Regions from separate parts of the Homo sapiens genome. Here region 2 is linked to region 1. Evidence: chromatin contacts called from ENCODE Hi-C or POLR2A ChIA-PET data. All regions are on one chromosome and are shown on one strand. Each heading gives the region's core, a stretch centred on a gene start or an enhancer-like site at or near the end of the contact. The rest is flanking DNA. Distances are from core to core; before and after follow the strand shown. Region 1 overlaps MAP4K2 (mitogen-activated protein kinase kinase kinase kinase 2). Region 2 holds the start of GPHA2 (glycoprotein hormone subunit alpha 2).

What was found. Hi-C counts contacts between places; a loop is a spot of excess contacts on that map. ChIA-PET counts read pairs that join two places held with the same protein, here RNA polymerase II (POLR2A). Pooled maps may share reads with other maps.
Region 2: a map of endothelial cell of hepatic sinusoid shows a loop between it and region 1 (7-fold over the local background). The contact joins the promoter of GPHA2 here to the enhancer-like site in region 1. A Hi-C loop is called at or near these places in 1 of 168 maps with a recorded cell type or tissue (endothelial cell of hepatic sinusoid), 1 of 37 single-sample maps with no recorded cell type and 11 of 50 pooled maps. POLR2A ChIA-PET finds 5 or more read pairs at or near these places in 7 of 52 experiments (B cell, BJ, CD8-positive, alpha-beta memory T cell and 4 more).

Annotation. Positions count from the first base shown.
Region 1 is chr11:64,791,536-64,795,216 of GRCh38, forward strand. It overlaps MAP4K2 (mitogen-activated protein kinase kinase kinase kinase 2), which reads right to left. Exons shown (of 32, transcript NM_004579.5): 25 at 829-887; 26 at 637-740; 27 at 374-551. Among named protein-coding and RNA genes, the nearest start is that of MAP4K2, 9.8 kb to the right of the region's middle. Within about 2 kb of position 2,378, at least 2 of the 41 ENCODE cell types and tissues checked have a DNase peak (open chromatin) inside an H3K27ac peak, as active enhancers do.
Region 2 is chr11:64,933,618-64,937,607 of GRCh38, forward strand. GPHA2 (glycoprotein hormone subunit alpha 2) reads right to left here and starts at 2,276. Exons shown (of 4, transcript NM_130769.4): 1 at 2,217-2,276; 2 at 1,741-1,843; 3 at 1,374-1,558; 4 at 854-1,257. The coding sequence starts at 1,843. The coding sequence ends at 1,156. PPP2R5B (protein phosphatase 2 regulatory subunit B'beta) reads left to right here. Exons shown (of 14, transcript NM_006244.4): 14 at 80-858. The coding sequence ends at 227.

The DNA.
Region 1 (3,681 bases), core at 1,128-3,627:
GCCCAGCTAATTTTTTGTAGAGTCAGGGTCTCGCCATGTTGTCCAGGCTGGTCTCAAACTCATGAGCTCAAGCCCCTCTCTCTCCTTGGCCTCCCAAAATGCTGGGATTACAGGCGTGAGCCACTGTGCCCGGCCTGGCCAGGATTTTCTTAGCTGCCAAGCCCTTCCGTCTAATGAACCCTTTTATGGAAGCCCAGGTGAAGCTTGTTGAAGGGAGGCTGTGGGCCCCAGACCCCACATGGCAGCCCTCAAGGTCTCTGTGGAGCCACTGGCTGTGGGGAGCCTAGTTTGGGAGCCTTGGCCCTCCCTGCCTCCCTCCCTCGGTCTCTCATGCACACACACCCACCCCCAGCAGCCTGGCCCTTCTGCTCACCAGGTGGGATGAGGATGTCGGGCGTCAGGCCAGCCTCCAGGGGCAGGACATGGAACAGGACGCGGCAGCCGGGCCCCTCAGGCCCCTCGGCCCCAACACACACCTGCGGCAGCTCCTTCCCATCCAGCACCAGCGGCTCCAGCATCCCAGCTGGGCTGGGCAGAGGGCTGGAGAAGTTCTAGGGGGCAGCAGGGATGCTCAGGTCTCCATTTCTCCCCCCAGAGCTCTGAGGGTGCCCTGGGCCTCCCCCCACCGCCCCTCACCTTCAGCAGCAGAAACTTCTGCAGCGGCTCATACCACTGCAGCAGGAGCAGGCTGGTGGGCAGGGCGGCCAGCAGGAAGGTGGCACCCGTGTAGGGGTTCCGCACTGGCAGGGGAGCAGGCAGTGGGCACCGGGCTGGGCCTGCGCTGCCCCCCACCAGGCCCCGCCCCACCCCGCCCAGCCCATTTCTTACCCACACGACACTGCAAGCAGCCTTTGGTGTCAGGAATCTTGGTGGACAGAGCAAAGCGCCTGTAGGGGTGATAACCAGGGCCTGTGTCTGGGATGCCATCCATGGGCAAGGCCCCTGCAGAGCCCTATGAGGTGGGCACTATCAGCTTCCCTCTTTACAAGTAAGGGACTGAGACTCAGAGACACAGAGTAACTTGCCCCAAGAACAGCTGGGAAAGGTGGAGGATCTGAAGCCAGTCTCCCAGCCCTGAAGCCAGGAGGGAGTGTCTCCATCCAGGCCAGGGGTTTGGGTCTCAGGATTGCTTCTAGCTCTGTGTGACTCCAGGCAAGCCACTTAATCTCTCCATGCCTCAGTTTCGTCATCTGTAGATTGGGGATAATGGCGGGCCCCACCCCAGAGAGTCACAGTGAAGGCTTCATGAGTTAATACAGGGGAGGTGCTCTCGGCAGTGCTGGGAATCGTGTGTGCTCACAGAGGGCCAGCTCCTATCATCCCATATTAGGACTTTCCACCTATTTTGAGTCACTGAAAGTCCTTGTCAGGTAAAGGCAGGGTATAAAGAAAGAAATGATGCCAGGTGCAACGGCTCACGCCTGTAATCCCAGCACTCTGGGAGGTCGAGGTAGGCAGATCACCCGAGGTCGGGAGTTCGAGACCAGCCTGACCAACATAGAGAAACCCTGTCTCTACTAAAAATACAAAATTAGCCAGGCGTGGTGGCGCGTGCCTGTAATCCCAGCTACTTGGGAGGCTGAGGCAGGAGAATTGCTTGAACCCAGGAGGCGGAGGTTGCAGTGAGCCGAGATTGTGCCATCGGACTCCAGCCCGGGCAATGAGAGTGAAACTCGGTCTCAAAAAAAAAGAAAAAGAAAAAAGGAATGAAGAAATGAGAGCATGGAGGGGCTGGGGAGGATGCAGGCTCCAGCCCCACCAGGTTGCACAGACTGCACACGGCCCATTTCACAGATGGGAAAACAGGCCCGGGGCAGTGAATGAACTTCAAAAGGCAAATGGCCTGCCCTCTGCTTCTCCAGCAGAGGCAACAGCCCTGTGGGGCCAGGGGGTGGCTTGCCTTGCTGTCGGGGTAGAAGTAGTGAGGAAAAGTTATCAGAGGGGCCGTTGCCTTGGCCACTGAGTGTCCCCTAACCCTCCAGGGGACCCTCTCAGCCTGTTTCTTCCTCTGGGGAATGGGGCTTCCTGTCAGCAGCCCTGCCACCTCCACCCAGTGGCCCATGTCCTGTTTGTACCTTCTGCCAGGACATGGAGGAAGCCAATGTCTGTCTCTCACTGTCCCTGGTCCTCGTCCCTCCCTCTCCCCACATTCCTCCCACTCTCCTCCCCATCTGGTCTTTGGATGGGACAAAAGCATATATTTTGTATTTGTTTTTTCTCCAAACAACTCCAGTTCTCTGTTCTTTGCATTCAAAGTGCTCACTGTGCCTCTGCCATTTCCCGAACACAAGCTCAAAGCTGCCTGTGACCTGTTGGGGCTCTGATGGGCCTGTTTCCTGTAGGTCCTGCGCCAAAGCAGACTCACTTGGGGACTGAGCTCAGGAAGCCCCAAGGCCACCGGGCTCCAGATGTGGTCCTGGAGTGAGCACGTTGCAGGAAGGGGGCTCCTGAGCTCCCCAGCTGTTGCAGCCACTGGCCTGGCCTCCCCTACCCTCTGCACTCAGTCCACTGCTTCCCACACCACCCACCTGGTCATGACAATGTCGGGGGCCCATAGCCCAGGGCCCCTCCCTTCAGAGCCCAGCCCCACCAAGCCATGGACTGACGCAGGTCCCACTTGCACATCTAATAAGCATGTTCATGCAACAAAATTGAATTCAGCTCCCCCTGAAACTGCTCCACCTTCAGCTGATGACAGCTGCATTCTTCCTGACACCCAGGCCAAAAACCTTGGAGCCATCCTTGACTCCTCTTTCTCTTTCATCAGGAAATCCTACTGGCTCAACTTGCAAAAGAGAATCAGAATCTGACTGTTTTTCTCTTCTGTTTTTCTTTTTTTTTTGAGACGGAGTCTTGCTCTGTTGCCCAGGCTGGAGTGCAATGGTGCGATCTCGGCTCATTGCAACCTCCGCCTCCCAGGTTCAAGCTATTCTCCTGCCTCAGCCTCCCGAGTAGCTGGGATTACAGGCGCCCGCCACCATGCCCGGCTAATTTTTGTATTTTTACTAGGGACGGGGTTTCGCCATGTTGACCAGGCTGGTCTCGAACTCCTGACTCAGTTGATCCACTCGCCAAAGCCTCCCAAAGTGCGGGATTACAGGCGTGAGCCACTGTGCCTGGCCCCCAGGCAAACTCTTAACAGCTCCCCAGCTCACCAGGCTGCTCCGCCCCAACACATACTAACATATACTTGCTCTTCCCCCTGCCTGGAGTGCCATTCCCTACCTCACCTGCCTAGAAACCCTGACACACTTTCGAACCTCCCAAGCTTGCCCGGTCTCTGAGGCCTCTCCACACCTCCCAGCTCTCCCTCTAACTGGACCTCAGTACCGGCTGCTAACTGTCCACATTTCCCTTTTTCTTTTTTTTGAGACAAGGTCTTGCTCTGTTGCCCAGGCTTCAATGCAGTGGTACGATCGCGATCACAGTTCACTTCAACCTCAACCTCCTGGGTTCAAGCAATCCTCCCACCTCAGCCTCCTGAGTGGCTGGGACCACCAACACACAACGCCATGCCTACATCACCATGCTCAGCTAAGTTTTCGATTTTTTTTTTTTTTTTTTTTGAGATGCAGTCTCACTCTGTCGCCCTGGCTGGAGTGCAGTGGTGCAATCTCCACTCACTGCAACCTCTGCCTCTAGGGTTCAAGTGATTCTTCTGCCTCAGCCTCCCGAGTAGCT
Region 2 (3,990 bases), core at 1,026-3,525, 140 kb after region 1:
GTGAGGGAGTCTGGACTGTGAGGGAGTCTGGACTGTGGGGGGCCCCAGGAAAGGGAGCTGCCTCACCCTCTCTCCCCAGGGAGCAGCAGAAGGCCCAGGAGCGTCAGGAGTTATGGCAAGGTCTGGAGGAGCTGCGGCTACGCCGGCTACAGGGGACCCAGGGGGCCAAGGAGGCCCCCCTCCAGCGGCTTACACCCCAGGTGGCCGCCAGTGGGGGTCAGAGCTAGACAGCACCTCAGAAGGGGAAAAGCTAAACCCAGAGCTGTCAGTCCCTCTATCCCTTCTCCTGTCCAGGGGCCCAGAGAGAAACACACCTACCCCTGGCCTTGCCAGAGTGGCTTCTGAGGACTCCCTGCCCAGCCCAGCTTTCACTGGGGGGAGACGAGGAGAGGCAATGGTGGTCTTGGCAACAGAATGCTCAGCCCCTCGTGGCAGGACTTGACAAGGGCAAGCTTGACCAGGAAGCTGCCATCAGGGATCTTCCCCTGCCCCGCAAAGCTAGGCTCCAGCTGCAGGCGGGCTCCCACCCTCTGCTCCTGGCCTTGGGCAAGGGCACTCAGCGCCTCGCCTGCCCCTGCCTTGGCCAATGCGAGGTCCTTCCTTATCCCCACCATGGGGTCCATGGTCTATTTATTCTCGCCCAGCTCACCCTCTACACAGACACTGTCCTGGGTGCACACTCCTCCCTTCCCTCGCTGTGTACTTCCTTGTCCCCTTTTTATTTATTGGGCAGGGGGAGGGGGAGGGCACAGGCAAGAAGAGATTCACAGTGTCCTGGGGTAAGGGGGGGTTCACAGTAATCATGGTCTACTCCTCTTTCCGTGGCTGGGGGTAGACTTAATAAAGAGAGAAATTCAAGAACTGCTTGCTTTATTTAGGGGTAAGGGCAAAGAGGGAAGTAAAATGATGAAAGATTGGTTTAGAAGGGCCAGGCAGAGGCAGGGAAGAAGCAGAAACTCCCCTCTTCTCAGGTGACAGTCACAAAATCTTACAAAGGATCAAAGCTGGAACAACCCTCCCCTTATTTAAAAAAATTCCATAGCAAGTAACCATCAGGGCTGGAGCTCCTTCCAGTTTTTGAATCTTGAACACAGGTTTCCCCCACCAGAACGTCAAGCCCTGTGACCCAGGGGAGGAAGGAGGGGAGAGGATGGGCTAGTAGCGAGAGAGGCGACACATGTCACACTGGCAGGCCCTGGCCGTGAAGATCTCGAGCTCCTCCCTCCGGCTCCCCACACACTGCAGCTGTACTTTGACCTGCGGGAGAGGGGAGTCCGTGCTGCAGTCCCCTTTCTCAGGGCTGTCTAGGATCTCCATCTCTCTGGTCTTCCCGCGACCCCAGCGTCCATCCACCGGGCCCGGGCCCTCCTCACCTTCTTCAGGCCACTGATGGTGCAGCACTGAGAGACGGAGGTGATGTTGTGTCGGTAACCACTGGCCACCAGCACAGAGTACCGAGAAGGGAAGGCGCTGGACTCACAGTGGCCCACACAGGCCTGTGCCACGTGGGAGCCCTGGCAGGTGCCTTGGCGGTCACTTCGCACTGTCACATTGAAGGCTAGAAGGAGATAGGCAAGCAGTAGACGGCGCCTCTGCCAAGGTTTGCCTCGCCCCAGCTCCCGTTGCCTGTGCCTCAGTGTGGGGCCCTTTAGGGTGCTGCCTGCCCCACCGTCCACTCAGCTCTTTGCTCCCACCCAGAACCTCCACTGCTCCTAGCCCTCCGGTCCCAGAGGTACTCACGGTGCAAGTGGCAGCCTGGGATGACTGCCTCCTGGCCCCAGGCTTCAGTGACTGCCAGGACCAGCAGATAGAGGACCAGGGTTTGAGGGGACGCCATAGGCATCTGAAACACAGTGGGGAGATGTCTCTACGTGGGTGTGCAGGTGGGATGGCGAGTTCTTTAAATACTGCATTCCAGGTGAGTGAGCCAGGGCTGGCTGGTCTGACAGGTGAGGTGTGCCTGAATGGTGCTGCCTTTTCCCTGTATCTGCCTTTGTGTGTGTGTGTGTGTGTGTATGGGTGTGAGTGTGAGCAGCTGTCTCTGGAAAGGACCTGTGTGTCAGCCCTCTGTGCAGTGATTCTCCCTTCCCTGGAATTTTCTTCGCCATCTGGAGCGCAAACATCTTCCTCCCTCCATCTGCCCCATCTTGGCCTGCAGGGCCCTCGTCCACATTCCCAGACCCTCCCCAGAGCTCCTCCTGCCTCAGCGAGCTCACCACTTCCGAGGCCCAGGAACAGAGCGGCTTGCAGTTTTCCTGTGCCTCCTGCTGGTCTCCAGCTTGGTGCTGGCTCTCCAGGCTTTTATTTGCCAGCATTTTGGAGCCACGCCCTCTTGGAGATCGGCTTTCAAACCAGCCTCCCCTGCCTGAAGCCTCAGAGCGATCCCACCTGGGGGATCTTGCTCTTTGAGGTGCGGTCCTCGGAGAGCAGCTCCTGCTGCTTTCTGCTTCTTTCTGTCCAAAAAGCTACCCACAGCCCAGGCCTCGATAAGTCAGATGTGGAGAGAAGCCTAGGAGCTGGTGGAGTGTGCAGCGTGTGTGCAGCTGACGACACAGGGGTCAAGACTCTTGGCTGAGTTGTGGACACCTGGGTTCTCTTTGCTCTGTGACCTTGGACAGAACATTTCCCTGTTCAGGGCCTGATCACCCCTAACTTTATTATTATTTATTACTATTATTTTGAGAGGGTCTGGCTCTGTCACCTAGGCTGGAGTGTGGTGGTGTTATCTCGGCTCACTGCAACCTCCACCTCCCAGCCTCCCAGACTCAAGCCATCCTCCCCCTTAGCCTCCTGAGTAGCTGGGACCACAGGCACACCACTATGACCAGCTAACTTTTGTATTTTTTTGTAGAGACAGGATTTTGCCATGTTGCCCATGGTGGTCTTGAACTGCTAAGCTCAAGTGATCCGCCTGCTTAGGCCTCCCAAAGTGCTAGAATTACAGGCATGAGACACTGTGCCTGGCCACACCCCTAATTTTAAAACCACTAAACTCAGTCCTGCTTGCCTTTTTCTAACTGCAAAGGAAAGGGATTGGGGAAGGAGATTCTTAGGGACAAGGGAAATTATACCAGTGGAGGTCTCCTGAGATGTGCTTGGTGGCAGGGCCGGGGGTTTGGGGGTTGCTGTCTGTTTCAGAGTTGCATGGCCACGGTATCAGTGGATGATTCGCATCCTGTGCTACAGAGTAACGTTCTGAGCTGGAGTGCTCCCCTAGCCCTGGAATAACAGGGACCTGACTCCTGAAAGGGCCTGAAGTTATCAACCCCAGCAAAGCTGATCTATTTGTCCAACTCTGGTTTTATAGATGAGGCAACTAAGGCTCAAAGAAAGAAAGTTACTAAAAGTCACCCAGCTAGTTAATGTTAGGGCTGATTTCAAATTCAAATCTGCTGTCCATCCATGGTGCTAAACTACACTTGAGCAAGAATGTGGCAAGCTGGAGAAAGACCCCCAGGCAGCAGTGGCCAGAGGGGTTGGGGCAAGGTGGAGAGCCAAAGGAAGCCTGTGGTGATTCTGGGCAGCCCCGCTTTGGGGTCATTGCCTCACTGATCTGCTCAGAAAGAGCAGGGCCAGTCACAGACTGCTAGAGCTAGAAGGCACTTTATAACTCACCAAATCCTACCCCCTCATTTTCTGGATGAGAAAATAAGAGCTCAGCGGAAAACAACTTCCCAAAGCTTCACTGTAAGCTAGTCAGAGTCAGGGCGGGCACTCACAGCTCCAGATTTGGAGCTGTGCTTCTTAGCAGCTTTGTAAAACAGGCCATGTTTGGGACAGTCGAGTAAAGGCTGTAAACGCAATTTGAGAGGAAGTGATGTTACTAATGTCACTAATCCTTAAATTCCCACACCCTACGGTTTCCCCATCAGCCCCCATCCCCTCAAGACCTGGGTCCTTGTTTGCCAGGTCCTCCGCAGCAGTCCACCTCTTCTCTTCTCCCCACCAAGGGTGCAGGCAGCATAGCAACAGGACGCAGCGGGAACTCAG